Regions from separate parts of the Homo sapiens genome. Here region 2 is linked to region 1. A link is a contact called in ENCODE Hi-C data. All regions are on one chromosome and are shown on one strand. Each heading gives the region's core, a stretch centred on a gene start or an enhancer-like site at or near the end of the contact. The rest is flanking DNA. Distances are from core to core; before and after follow the strand shown.

The links. A loop is a pair of places that touch in the nucleus more often than their neighbours do. Pooled maps may share reads with other maps.
Region 2: a loop to region 1 is called in a map of B cell, with 5 times the contacts of the local background. The contact joins the promoter of HNRNPA3 here to the promoter of WIPF1 in region 1. A Hi-C loop is called at or near these places in 1 of 168 maps with a recorded cell type or tissue (B cell), 1 of 37 single-sample maps with no recorded cell type and 8 of 50 pooled maps.

What each region holds. Positions count from the first base shown.
Region 1 is chr2:174,592,684-174,599,574 of GRCh38, forward strand. WIPF1 (WAS/WASL interacting protein family member 1) reads right to left here and starts at 5,121. Exons shown (of 8, transcript NM_001375834.1): 1 at 4,918-5,121. RefSeq lists an enhancer at 5,144-5,323.
Region 2 is chr2:177,208,813-177,215,793 of GRCh38, forward strand. HNRNPA3 (heterogeneous nuclear ribonucleoprotein A3) reads left to right here and starts at 3,982. Exons shown (of 11, transcript NM_194247.4): 1 at 3,982-4,059; 2 at 6,727-6,849; 3 at 6,938-6,981. The coding sequence starts at 3,988. MIR4444-1 (microRNA 4444-1) reads left to right here and starts at 3,914; the gene lies at 3,914-3,987. It overlaps LOC105373759 (a long non-coding RNA gene), which reads right to left and starts at 3,599. Exons shown (of 1, transcript NR_157853.1): 1 at 2,583-3,599. RefSeq lists silencers at 3,620-4,409, 5,815-5,884 and an enhancer at 3,949-4,620.

The DNA of each region.
Region 1 (6,891 bases), core at 3,871-6,370:
CAACCTCCACCTCCTGGGTTCAAACAATTCTCCTGCCTCAGCCTCCCGAGTAGCTGGGATTACAGGCGTGTGCCATCACACTTGGCTAATTTTTGTATTCTTGGTAGAGATGGGGTTTCACCATGTTGGCCAGGCTGGTCTTGAACTCCTGACCTCACGTGATCCACCCGCATCAGCCTCCCAAGATGCTATGATAATAGGCATGAGCCACCATGCCTGAACTCATTTATATTTTACTTTATATATAATGCTCTTAACTCATTTTCATCTATGTATTTCTTGAGTGCTTTTGGCATCTTCAGGTTAGTTTTTTGTTTGTTGTTGTTTTCTTCAAGATTTCTTTTTTTTCTTTTATATTGTAGAGAATACAAAAATATACAAAGATGAAAAAAAAAAGCACTGAAGTTGTATTTAACCACTAAAGGAAGCACTGAATAATAATTAATTTTTATATGAAAAAGGGTTGGGGGTAATAACCAGAGGTAACTCTTTGTTATTTTGATACATGTCCTTCCAGCTTATAAGTACATGTACATCTCTCTCTCTCTCCCTCTCTCTCTCTGTGTCACACATACACATATACACACAATTGTTTGACAAAAAAATATTAACAGAACAAAATTTATAATACATGTAACACAAAAGTGTTTTCCTGAGAAAAGGTTTTTAAATTCATATTGAGTTATTACAACCATAAAAAATAACTGCAAGGGCATTCATTACAAAGACAGTGAATCCACTCCAAGTCACCCTGCAAAAATAAAATCATCGAGCAAACTCAAATTGCTGCTAAGACGGTGAATTTTAAAAAGCATGTCGTTTTGGGATTCCTACTCAATTATTCTTGATTCTATTCTTTAGATACTCCTCCATGATGCAAACTTAGCTGGATGTATTTAAGATCTGAAAACCATTAGAACTAATTAAGATGAATTTGGCTTTGTTCTTCAACTTCCTGTAAAAAATGCTCAACAGGAAAATTGATGCTCGCAGTAAACCACAGTCATCCTGTTTCTTTAACACAATCTTTTCACAGCTGCAGTTGCCTGGAGTTTCTATTTTATGACGCGAGTCACTGCAACAGCTCTACCATCCCTTCCCCCCAGCATGTGGTCTGGCCATTTTAGAAACTTTCAATACCTTTGCAGAAAGGTTCGTTTCTATTATTGCTACTCTTCCTCTCTCCAAGCTGAAGGTCCTTGCTCAGAGCAATAAGCCATGGATACAAGAGGGGAAACAGAAAAGGCAGCTGGACTCCAGAGGAAGCAAAAGGCAGAGAAGAGGAAAACAGCTTTATTAGCAAATCAGCAGCCTCACCCAGTTGGTTCTTATGCATTGTTAGTCTCCATTTGAGCTGAATGTGGAGCACACGCTTGCCATACACAGAATCCCTCATTTCTCAAAATGTACTGCTCTTTTCTCAGTCAATCATCATTGAAAAACAATACTTCAGCAACGTCTGATTAGGTTGTCTTCTTAATGGTAAATGTCAATTTAAGTCTGCTGAACCTAGAAATGCTTCTTTTATAGTTCTTTTAGATAAGGAGGTGATTTATTTTGGCGGGGAGTAGGAAAGGTGTTTTTCAAAGAAGACATTTTGAAGCATCTCGAACATCACTAAGACTGGCTAGGAGCTTGGACACAATTTTACTGCAAGAGTACTGCTAGGGAAATAAAGGTTGCTATGAAGTAAAATTATTTTTTAATCCACTATTGTGCACATTTAATTTTAAAATTAATACAAATTCACAGACATCGAAGACCCTTTTAATAGTGAGAAAATGAAGGTGAGCTGAATGACACGCCTACCTGTCATTATTTAACTGAAGGAAAGGGAAAGGAAACATTTTTATTTTATCCATATAATTAAAGAGTAGCAGGTTTTCTCCCATACTTCCCATCTCTTTAAGGGGTTCAAATCTCCAAGCTAAAATCTGCCTAAATCGCTATCACCACATTTAGTTCTACCAGAGGATTAAGATGTGCCACTGTTTCTCTCTCTCTCTTTCTCTCTCTCTCTCTCTCACACACACATACACACACAGCATATATGTCAGCACACTTGATATATACTGTATTCATTTTATCATTGAAAGTACAGCTTTATGATATAAGCAGAAGTGTCACCAAGTTTACCTCTGAAGAAGTGAAAAGACTTAAAAAGGAAAATATCTTACTTGAGATTGTTAGTTTTAAAGATATTTACTGTTGCTGTGACATTTAAAGCAAAACATTTGTAATCTCAGATTCCCAAGGCCGGAAAAGCACCTCAAGAAATCATACTGGCTGGGTGTCGTAGCTCATGACTATAATCCCAGCACTCTGGGAGGCCAGGGTGGGAAGATAGCTTGAGCCCAAGAGTTTGAGACCATCCTGGGCAAACATAGTGGGACCCTCATCTCTACAAAAAAAAAAAAAAAAAAAAAATATATATATATATATATATATATATATATAATTAACTGGGCATGGTGGCACACATCTGTAGTTCCAGCTACTTGGGAGGCTGAGGTGGGAGGACTGCTTGAGTCCAGGAGTTTGAGGGTGCAGTGAGCTGTGATCATGCCATTGCACTCCAGTGTGGATGACAGAGCAAAACCCTGTCTCAAAAAAAAAAAAAAAAAAAACAGAAAAGAAAAAGAAAAACAGAAATCATACAATTTATAATGTTGCTTCCAAGCTGCACTTGTGAAAAAAAGCTCTTACAATTCAGATAACTTCCTCCACATTTAGTTGTTAGGTGGCCTTGGGTAAATTACTTAGCTTATGTAAGTCCGGTTTTCAAAATAATAGCACCTACTTAGTAGGGTTATTCAAGAGTTAAATGAAGGAGTGCTTAATAAGTATTAGCCATTTTCAAAAAATAAAATAAGCAAAGGTGAAGAACGTAACACAAAATAAGTGGTCAGTAAATATCACAGTCTTTCCCCCTATTTAACCACGAGAAAGAGAAACCATGAGCTGATTTAAATCAGCCTATGTGTGTACACCCATGCAAACTTCCATATTACAAGTGAATGGTGAAGGGAGATGTGTATAAAGTGCATTTCAAATTTCTCAGAAAAGCATACTGATTAAGGCATTCCTTATTCTAGTATTTTTTTACAGTTTTAATTTTCAGGACAGACAGAGGTATTTATGGAAGTCCAGGAGAAATGCTTTCTTCAACAACAAGCACATGTTTAACAATTTGGACAAAATGAGTCAAACCTTAAAGCAGAAATATATCATAATTTAAACAGCCAGAAACTTCCAAAGTAAATGATGTGTGTTCATAAAATGTTAAGAAGGCTTCAAAAGGTCATAACACTTAAAGGGTCCAGGAATTCAGTATCACTTCATCTCATATTTTAGGTAGGCTGGGGAACTTCCAGCCTACAGGCCAGATTTAGAATTTGATCAGATCTGAAGTTGCTGCTCGATCCCAGGAACTAATTTTCACCACAGGGAGTTCTCTGAATATTTCAGTCCACCCAGAGTATGTGTAACCCTTAAAAGGTTAGATATTAGAGTAGCTGAAGCGCTATGAGCAAATAGCCCATGAATAAACTTTTCAAAGAGCAATAGAAAACCTGACTTAGTGAAAAATGACTTTCAGGTAAGTCATTTAATGACCTTAGACTGATAAAAGGAAGAGTTTTGACATGATGATATTCCAGTACAGAAGAACAAAGCTTGATAAAGTTAACACATAGCACTGTAGTCCAAGTGAATTGTAAGAGTATGATTTCCACACAGATCAACCTCAAAACCTTTTCCCAGTTTCTCATCTTCCTTTCTCACTGTCCTGTCCTATTCTTTCCCCAGTCTTTCATCTTTCTCTCTACCAAGCTGTCTTACTTTGCTTAGTTAGAATCTTTCAGTAGCCTTTTCATTTACCACCTCTCCATTCTCTACTACATATACTAGTTATGCCATTAAATTATTTAAAATAACTTGTATGCCTGTAATCCCAGCACTTTGGGAGGCCGAGGCGGGCAGATCACTTGAGGTCAGGAGTTTGAGACCAGCCTGACCAACATGATGAAACCCTGTCTCTACTAAAAATACAAAAACAAAAAAAACAAAAAACTTGTACTTAGTGACTAAAGTTATATGTGCCTTCTGAGTTTTTTAAAGCTTTATTTTATATTTCTTCACGGGGAGAAAGGAACATAAGTCAAATTGTTTCTTCCTACATATTCTAGAAAAAAGTTTTTTAATGTAAAAAGTTTCCTTAGTTCTGCTCTATAAGCCTCTGAGTAGATGGCTTGAAATTTTAAAAATCACAATATTTTATGCCAAAACATTAATCATATTAAACATAAAGTTATAACTAATGCTGTAGAATTTGATTTGCGATAGTAATTGTGCACACACTGTTATAACAGGAATAGACTTATTCTAAAAGACAAATCGTATTATAAAAGACTCTGCTTAGAAATGGTTTAGTTTGAGTTTTGAACTTAAATAGCACATTGGCAGCAACAGAACTGCAACAGCTTAGTTCCATGGTATTTTCGTTTGAAGCTTCCAATGGCTCCTTGTACTTTAAAGCACTTATTGTTGCTGGCCACACCAAAGATTCAAAGGCAGTTGTGTGGACAACTGTATCATACACCAAAAGGATATATTTACCGACATAAGCCCCCAATTTAAATGGGAAAATAAATTCCTGTGGATCCAAACTTGTCCAGTGGTCAAAAAAATTCTATTGAAAATCTTGCTTACATTTTGGCTCAAAGCATAAGTTATGAATCATTCACAATCACCATAGTGGTGAAACTAGCATTCTGGGCAACAGGAATAGCTCACATGGTGCTCTACAGAAAAATTAAACAACTTTATCTTGACATACTATGGTCCATTAAAAGCCATTTAGTTCTTCCCTGTAGCTGATAAATGAAATAAACTTAGTTTGAATATAATTTTTCTTACCGTTAAAGGGTACTGCAGGGAGCCATGGTCAGGGACACAGGCAGACAGAGGGCCAGCGGGACAGGAGCCAAGAGAGAAAACTGTCCCTGAAAAAGGTATCATCTTCTAACGCAAGTGTGGGGTCGTTTTTGGACAGCCATTTTGGACAAGCTCTGGCCTCTTGTTAAATGTGACATACTGAGTCAGAGGCAGACGTCCTTCTGTGGTTATTCGCTTCCTGTCTGATTAATTTGTTGTTTGTTGTTCCTTCCTCCTTTGCTGCAGAAAAAGAAACTAGATTGGTTTTGCTTAAGAAGCAAGCAAGAAAAAAAACCTAAATTAAAAAAAATTAAATGTTTCTCCTCCCCACAAGGTGTAATACACAGCTATTTGGTACAGTGACAAGAGGAGATGAGCACCTCCACTCAGTGAAGAGTCCAACTTTATTCTAGATATTCCCACAAAAATAACTGTTCATGGAACTTGAGATTCCTTTAGGAAAATTATATTTGAAAGTATCACTGTAAATACTGACTATTCCATTGAGTAATAGGGAAAAGAGTCACTCAAGAAAGAAAAGCTCTTACCTACCTTACCTTATCGCTTCATTAGGCTAAGGGCTTCTTCTCATTTACAGGGCATTCAAGTGTGTGGGGAGAAAGTTACAAATGCAGGTAAAGAGAGCAGGTCAGGTGTATGAAGGCAAATGAGGTTCTTTTTTTGGTTTTGTTTTATTTATTTCTTTTTTTTTAGAGAGACAGTCTTGCTGTCACTTAGGCTGGAGTGCAGTGGCGTAATCATAGCTCCCTGTGGCCCTGACCTCCTGGGTTCGAGCAATCCTCCAGCCTCAGCCTCCTGAGTAGCTGAGACTACAGGCATATGCCACTGCACCTGGCTAATTTATTTTATTTTTATATTTGGTAGAGATGGGATCTTGCTTTGTTGCCCAGCCTGGTCTTGCACTCCTAGCTTCAAAGTGATCCTTCCATCTTAGCTTCCCAGATTGCTGGGATTACAGGCTTGAGCTACCATACTTGGCAGCAAATGAGTTTTGAAACGTGATTTTGGTGCCCAAGTCAGGGTAATAATATACAGCTTAAGTCAGCTGCAGATCCATAGCTTTCTATGCCAAATGTTTCTGTCCCCCACACTTAATGGGATAACAGTAACTCTCCTAGAAGATGCTTGACAAAAGCATAGAGATAAAGAGGGTGGAAGGAAGAAAGTCAGATTTCTCATTATTAAAGAACTCAAGAGGTGGATGGCAATGGAATACATGTAGAAAACATTTTATCAAAACCTTGAGTTATGTATAGAACGATCTGAAAATGCTCATAATTTTTTCTTAACCCATCTTAAAGGTTCAGACTTACATATGCAACACATAGTATATAACTCTGAGAAAACAGTAACAGTCAAAGAATTTAAAAGAGAGGCATATTTCAGAAACTAGCTTCATTGTAAAATCTGAATGTTGGGTCCTGATTCTGCTAGGATCAGAGGCCAGAGGCATGAAAAGAACGTATGTTGTCTAACATTGCCTTACCTGTAAAGTGATGGAACTGGGCTAGATGAGTAATTTTCAACTCAGGTAGCTGTTGGGGGTGGTGAGCAGTGAGTGGGAATGGTGGGGGCAGGGGCCTGTAGCATTCAGTGGGTGGGGCCAGGAATGGGAAATTTCCTATGGTGCTTATGACAGTCCCACCCAAAATACCAGAAGTGCTCCTACTGGGGAGTACTGGGACAGATGATGTCTAAGGATCTTTTAAACTCAAAATTCCCTGAGATAGGAGTCTAATTGCATGAGCAGATTCATGATGCCAGGCCATGGGCACAGTTCCTGGAGTGGAGTACCCAAGAATAAGTGACTGAGAGTCCTCTGCTTTGCCTGGAGCCCCTTGAAGGCAGGGACCGCCTCTTGTCTAACTCTGGCCTGGTGTCCACCCGTGACTTAGGTCACAAATAAATACCTGCAGGCATGGGGCTGGACAGAGG
Region 2 (6,981 bases), core at 2,732-5,231, 2.6 Mb after region 1:
GTCTCTACTAAAAATACAAAAAATTAGCCAGGTGTGGTGGTGAGCGCCTGTAGTCCCAGCTACTTGAGAGGCTAAGGCAGGAGAATCACTTGAACCCGGGAGGCGGAGGTTGCAGTGAGCCGAGATTGTGCCACTGCACTCCAGCCTGGTGACAGAGCGAGACTCTGTCTCAAAAACAAACAAAATGAGTTACCTTCTTCCAGCCAGGCACAGTGGCTCACGCCTATAATCCCAGCACCTTGGGAGGCCAAGGCGGGCGGATCTCTTAAGATCAGGAATTCCAGACTAACCCAGCCAACATGGTGAAACCCTGTCTCCACTAAAAATACAAAAATTAGCCAGGCGTGGTGATGCACGCCTGTAGTCCTTACTACTTGAGAGGCTAAGGCAGGAGAATAGCTTGAACTCAGGAGGCAGGGGTTGCAGTGAGCAGAGATCACGCCACTGCACTCCAGCGTGGGCGACAGAGCAAGAGACTCTGTCTCAAAACAAAAACAAAAACAAAATTAGCCGGGCATGGTAGCATGGGCCTGTAATCCCAGCTACTTGGGTGGCTGAGGCATGAGAATTGTTTGAACCCAGGAGTGGTAGGTTGCAGTGAGCCGAGATCATGCCACTGCACTCTAGCCCGGGTGACAGAGTGAGACTCTGTCTCAAGAAAAAAAAAGTCTAGATCAGAAACTGCATAAAGCCACTTCAACCATAAAACCTAATATCAAAATGTATTCACAGGAACAAGTTCAAGTTGATCACTAAAAAACACGGAAAATTTTAATTTGAAAGTTTTATGCAAATTCAATATTTAATATCATTCCTAATACTTTGTATTTTATCAAAATCAGATGCTTAAAACATTACCACCACTTAGATGCCTCCAAATATCTTCTAGTTTACCCTACTATGCTGTACAAAAATGATTATTTTCTGTATGTCATGATATAAAGGAGAGGGCCTGATATAGATTATAAAGTTTGTCTGCCACCCATCTCACCCTAGGACCCTCATTCCCTCCTCCCATCCCATACACTCCCTTTCTCATATCAAAGAGTCAGGGCTGCAAGTGCAGACCATAGCCAAGGTTCAAGTCTGTGCCCTACAGGGTCAAGGACTGGAAAAGTGGTTTTTGTACCTGAGACATAACTGGACCTTAAGTTTATTTATTTATTTATTTTTTGAGATGGAGTCTCGCTCTGTCACCCAGGCTGGAGTGCAATGGCACGATCTCAGCTCACTGCAACCTCCGCTTCCCAGGTTCAAGCGATTCTCCAGCCTCAGCCTCCTGAGTAGCTGGGACTACAGGCACCCACCACCACACCCGACCAATTTTGTATTTTGAGTAGAGACAGGGTTTCACCATGTTGGCCAGGCTGGTCTCGAACTCTTGACCTCAGGTGATCCGCCCGCCTTGGCCGTCCAAAGTACTGGGATTACAGGCTTGAACCACTGCGCCCAGCCAGCAGCGTGATCTCGGCTCACTGCAAGCTCCGCCTCCCGGGTTCACGCCATTCTCCTGCTTCAGCCTTCCCAGCAGCTGGGACTACAGGCGCCCGCCATCACGCCCGGCTAATTTTTTTTTTTTTTTGTATTCTTAGTAGAGACGGGGTTTCACCATGTTAGCCAGGATGGTCTCGATCTCCTGACCTCGTGATCCGCCCGCCTCGGCCTCCCAAAGTGCTGGGATTACAGGCGTGAGCCACCGCGCCCGGCCTTTTTTTTTTTTTTTTTTTTTTTTGAGGCGGAATCTCGCTCTGTCACCCAGACTGGAGTGCAGTGGGGCAATTTCAGCTCACTGCAACCTCCGCCTCTTGAGTTCAAGTGATTCTCGTGCCACAGCCTCCCAAGCAGCTGGGATTACTGACGTGTGCCTCCATGCCCGGCTAATTTTTGTATTTTTTTTAAAAGTAGAGACAGGGTTTAACCGTGTTGGTCAAGCTGGTCTCAAACTCTCCACCTCAGGTGACCTGCCTACCTCGGCCTCCCAAAGGCCTGGGATTACAGGTGTGAGCCATGGCGCCCGGCCAGAGCTTGTTTAGACAAAAGCATAAAAAATAACTAATGTCTAAAAACAGCATACAGTCAGGATGAACAACAAATCTGGACCAATACAATAGGGAGGACAAAAAGATGTGAATAAATGGGCTGACATTTCATGTTCCTGGAGAGAACTTAGTATCCCATCCCACATTGTTTCGCGATTTAACATTAACATTTATACAAAAGTTACTAATTAGAACAAAAGTTATTGATTAGAATTAACTTATTAGAAAAACCTGGACAAACATACCCTAAAGTGCAGCCAGGTGATCACTCTTCTTGATCACCTATGTAATGTCTCATAGAGTACTCTGGTGTGAATAGCAATTTCCAAAGGTCTTTCACTTTGCATTTTTCTTTGTATCCAGAATCGATAAAGTTACCAGGACTATTTCACAGTAATTAGACTTACAAAATCTTAACACTAAATAGACGCTAAGGCTATACATTCTTCCAATGTCTCAAGTCTATTGCTGGCCATCAGGAGCACCTGGATACGTAGAACATAAGAAAGTTTGCGAAAAAGGAATCAAAGCAACAGGAGGAGTCTGGTTTGAACGGTTATTTCAACCAAATTACATTAAGGACTGCTAACTGTTTTCTGCCCCACAAAAATACCCTTTGTAAATGTTTCCAAACTATAACACAGGTCCTCCTGGAGCAACGGCTAGATAAATTAACAAACTTTTAGACTTTACGCTCCCCTTTTCCAAACTCCAAGTCGACCACTCCCCATTTGTTAACAGAAACTTACTATAACTGATTAGATTTCTAACCTTTCCTAGGGAGAGCCAGTTCAATTCTAAAAGGGTTGGTCACATGGGTTGCTAAATTAAAATATAAAGCATTTCCTAACAGGGAAGGGAGGCTGGTCAATTGTGGTTATTTTTATCAGTAACTTTAAATATGGATCCATAGATTATCAATTTATGGCTGTCGTGGGTGTTAGAAGATGACCTAATCCCATCCCCATTTTCATTTAAAAAACTGAAACTAAAGCTCTGTAAAATCAAATGATTTAAAATCATCTGACTAGGCCGAGAAAGGATTAGCTCTCTAGAGCATTACGGTAACAATCATTCGCAAACAGGTAGCATTATCTGGCGACCCTGCTTTTCTGGAAATCTTGTCAATTATTCAGTTCCTTAAATTCCGTCAGCTACAACAGATGCATCAGCTCTTTCCACACTAACTTGAAAGAAGCACATTAGAAAATAGTCCTGACTTGTTTCTTGAGATCAGTAACTAATGAACTGACCTCCACCAGTCCTGCCTCAGGTCGTTAATGGTAAAAATTCTGTATGTCAGCCGCGTTTTGAGGCCTGTCCAAGGTGCTTGTGAGTCCCACATGTTGGAGTCGCAGGGCTTTTCAGTACATGCCCTCAGGCAGGCGGCGCAGTCACAGACACTGGTCCCCGGCATTTGGAAACAGGAAAGATGGTCCGAGGGGCCGAGGAGTTTTTCTTGCAACCTTTAAATTACAAGCAAGAAAAACGTGGGTTTTATTTCGGGCACAGGAATAGAATGAATTCTGAAATGGAGAACTAGAGGCCTGCGTGGGGAATGAGGGACAAGCGCGAGAAGAAAGGGAAAGGCCTTTCTCTCTGGTGACGCGCGATCACAAGGCGTTCCCTCTACGTGGACGCTCACCATTGGCGGAGACCGCACTGACGTCCCGGAACTCGCCCTGACGCGAACGGCGGCAAAGGCCCTCTTCCCCTGAAAGCTGGCGAGGCGCGCGCGCTCCCGCGGCACGCCGCGCCTCCGCCCTCCGCCCGCCAACCCGCTGGTCCAGTCCCTCTTCGCGCCCGCTTGGCTCCGCCCCCTTCCCAATTCGCTCCTCCCCCAACAGACTGGCGGCGCGCGGAAAACGCGTCACGTGACGACTGGCCCCGCCTCTTCCTCTCGGTCCCATATTGAACTCGAGTTGGAAGAGGCGAGTCCGGTCTCAAAATGGAGGTAAAACCGCCGCCCGGTCGCCCCCAGCCCGACTCCGGCCGTCGCCGTCGCCGCCGGGGGGAGGAGGTATTAGGGGGAGAGCGGGGGGTTGGTGGGGAATGGCCGGCGTTGGGGGCCTGGTTCGGTGGGAGCGGGGAGGCCGGGTGGACCGGGTCGGCCGTCCCGCGCTCTTGCGTTGAGACAGGCTGTGGGAGGGGGAGGGGAGCGAGAGTTGGAGACCTCCTTGGGGCCCCTCGCCCGCCTCGCCTTCACCTTCGGCTGCACAGGCGGCCCCTTGGAGGCGCGGCTTGGTCGGGGAGGCCTCGGGAGGGAAGCCGGCCTGCCGGCTGCGCGGCCTCCGAAGCGAGGCCGAGGGCGGCATGGCGGGCCCCGGCGGGAGCGGTTGGGAGGAGGTGGTGGGGGAGGGGAGGGGACGAGCAGGCACATCCGGGCGAGCGAGCAAGCGGGCGGCGGCCACATTGACATTGATCCGCCGCCGCGTTACGAAATGGCGCATTGGCCCGCAATGGCCGCCGCCTCGCTCTGCCGCCGGGAAAGCGAGCCTGGGATTGGAGGGAAGAGGGCGGAGGCGGCCCGGCAGAAAAAGCCGCAAATGGCCTCGAAGCATGGGGAGGTAGTGCTTTCGCTGAAGTTCTGCCGACGCTTTTCTAGGCCTTTTACGGGTCCTCTCCGCGAGAAGTCGATAATTGGCCTTTTCTTTTTTTCGCAGCATCCTGTTGGAAATACGAGATTGTTAAAAACTTTGCTGCTTTAAAATACTTCCTGATATATTTTTGCTAAAGTACTTACATTACACTTCTTAAACCGCCATGTGGGCGAAGGACTTAATTTTTGAGAATTTGAGTGTAGATGTGAAAAACAACCCAGCCAGCTCCTTCCCGGCTCCGGCCGCTGAGGAGGGTGGGTGGAGAAGAATTTGAGTATAGTATGTTAAGGAAGAATTTAGAAATGTTTTTTATCTTCATGTTTTCCCATTCTTTGAGTCGGCTCTGGTTGTAGTTTCCTGGAATTTTATTTAGAGGACTGCAACCAGAGTTGAAATTTTCACGTTTTTGCAGTACATTTAATGTGGATCCTAAATATTTTTGTCGATTTCGTTATTGTCAATCGAATACATTTATCCAAGACTTGAAAAGATGAGATTACATGAATTAATGCTTTAGGCTATTAACGTTTTTTTCTAGCATGTGACAATCTCTTCACATTAAACGGTTTAACATCTCTACCTCTAGGAGACACAGGAAGACATTAGAATGTAAATGTGAGCCCCTTATTTAAGAACTTCGGGTGAAGGAAACCTTAATGCATGCATTAAATGACAGTTCATGCAATGTGTTAAAAAGTCTTGACTAAAGTATAAAACAATTTCAAGACATCTTAATTCTTAAAAATCTCAATTTTTGTTTTGCTGTACTCCGTTCTTATAGTCAGACAATACATACCATTCCTAATGTAAGTCCAACTTGCCAGTTAGTTGTGACTCTTAAAATTGAGTTGTAAATTGCAGATTTTTGCAGCATATAACAAACATGGGTTATAGAAAGCTATTTGATCGGCTTTTTTTTTTCCTCAGTTTTTTTGGGAAATGCTGGTTTGGCTTAGGAATGCCTGTTTTAAATTAATTTGCTTGAAAGCAGTGAGTTTCTGTAAGTTTGACATTCAGAACTTTTAGATTGTTCTTCATCACAGTTTTGAGTTTAAATGTATGGGCCGGGCGCTGTGGCTCACGCCTGTAATTCTAGCACTTTGGGAGGCCGAGGCGGGCGGATCACGAGGTCAGGAGATCGAGACCATTCTGGCTAACACGGTGAAACCCCGTCTCTACTAAAAATACAAAAAGTTAGCTGGGCGCGGTGGCGGGCGCCCGTAGTCCCAGCTACTCGGGAGGCTGAGGCAGGAAAATGGCGTGAACCCGGGAGGCGGAGGTTGCAGTGAGCCGAGATCGCGCCACTGCACTCTAGCCTGGGCGACAGAGCGAGACTCAGTCTCAAAAACAAAACAAACAAAAAAATTAAATGCATGTTGGGTTGTAGACTGAGAAGAGTTGAAATGGGATAGATGCAACACTGCTTCTCCAACAGTTTAGTGCCTTAGAAAATGACTTACTAGCAACTTCTAAAGTAAAGGTTCTCAGACAGTTGTAGCTTTTAAAAAATGAAGCGATTTTTTGATTCTGGAATTGTCTTGGATTTCAATTTAGTTGAAGTGATGCTGGCATTTGAAAGGCTGGTTATAGGTTTCCTTGACATAAGTTAGCCCCTTTAACAGTTGAAGTCTTATTTCTGGTCAAAGTTTTTGTTGTTTTGTTTTTTTGAGACGGAGTTTTCGCTCCTATGGCCCAGGCTGGAGTGTAATGACATGATCTTGGCTCACCGCAACCTCCGCCTCCTGGGTTTAAGCGATTTTCCTTTCTCGAGTAGCTGGGATTACAGACGCCCGCCACCACGCCCAGCTAATTTTTGTGTTTTTAGTAGAGATGGGGTTTCGCCGTGTTGGCCAGGCTGGTCTCGAACTCCTGACCTCAGGTAATCCATCTGCCTCGGCCTCCCAAAGTGTTGGGATTACAGGCATGAGACATCGCGCCGGTGTCTGGTCAAAGTTTTAACTGGACAAAGTGTTAACTGTCACAGGAATTTGATGTTGATTTTATTACTTACCGTACATTAAAGGCTCTTCGTGCATCTTAATTCATCTACTGTAAGGTAACTTAAGAGTATTGGTTCTTTCTCTCAGGGCCATGATCCAAAGGAACCAGAGCAGTTGAGAAAACTGTTTATTGGTGGTCTGAGCTTTGAAACTACAGATGATAGTTTACGAGAACATTTTGAGAAATGGGGCACACTCACAGATTGTGTGGTAAGTTACTAAGAGAACAGAAGGGTTCTAAGGGGTGTAGAGAACCGGTGGAGGTGTTTTCAACGTTATAAAACTTTTTATTTTGTAGGTAATGAGAGACCCCCAAACAAAACGTTCCAGGGGCTTTGGTTT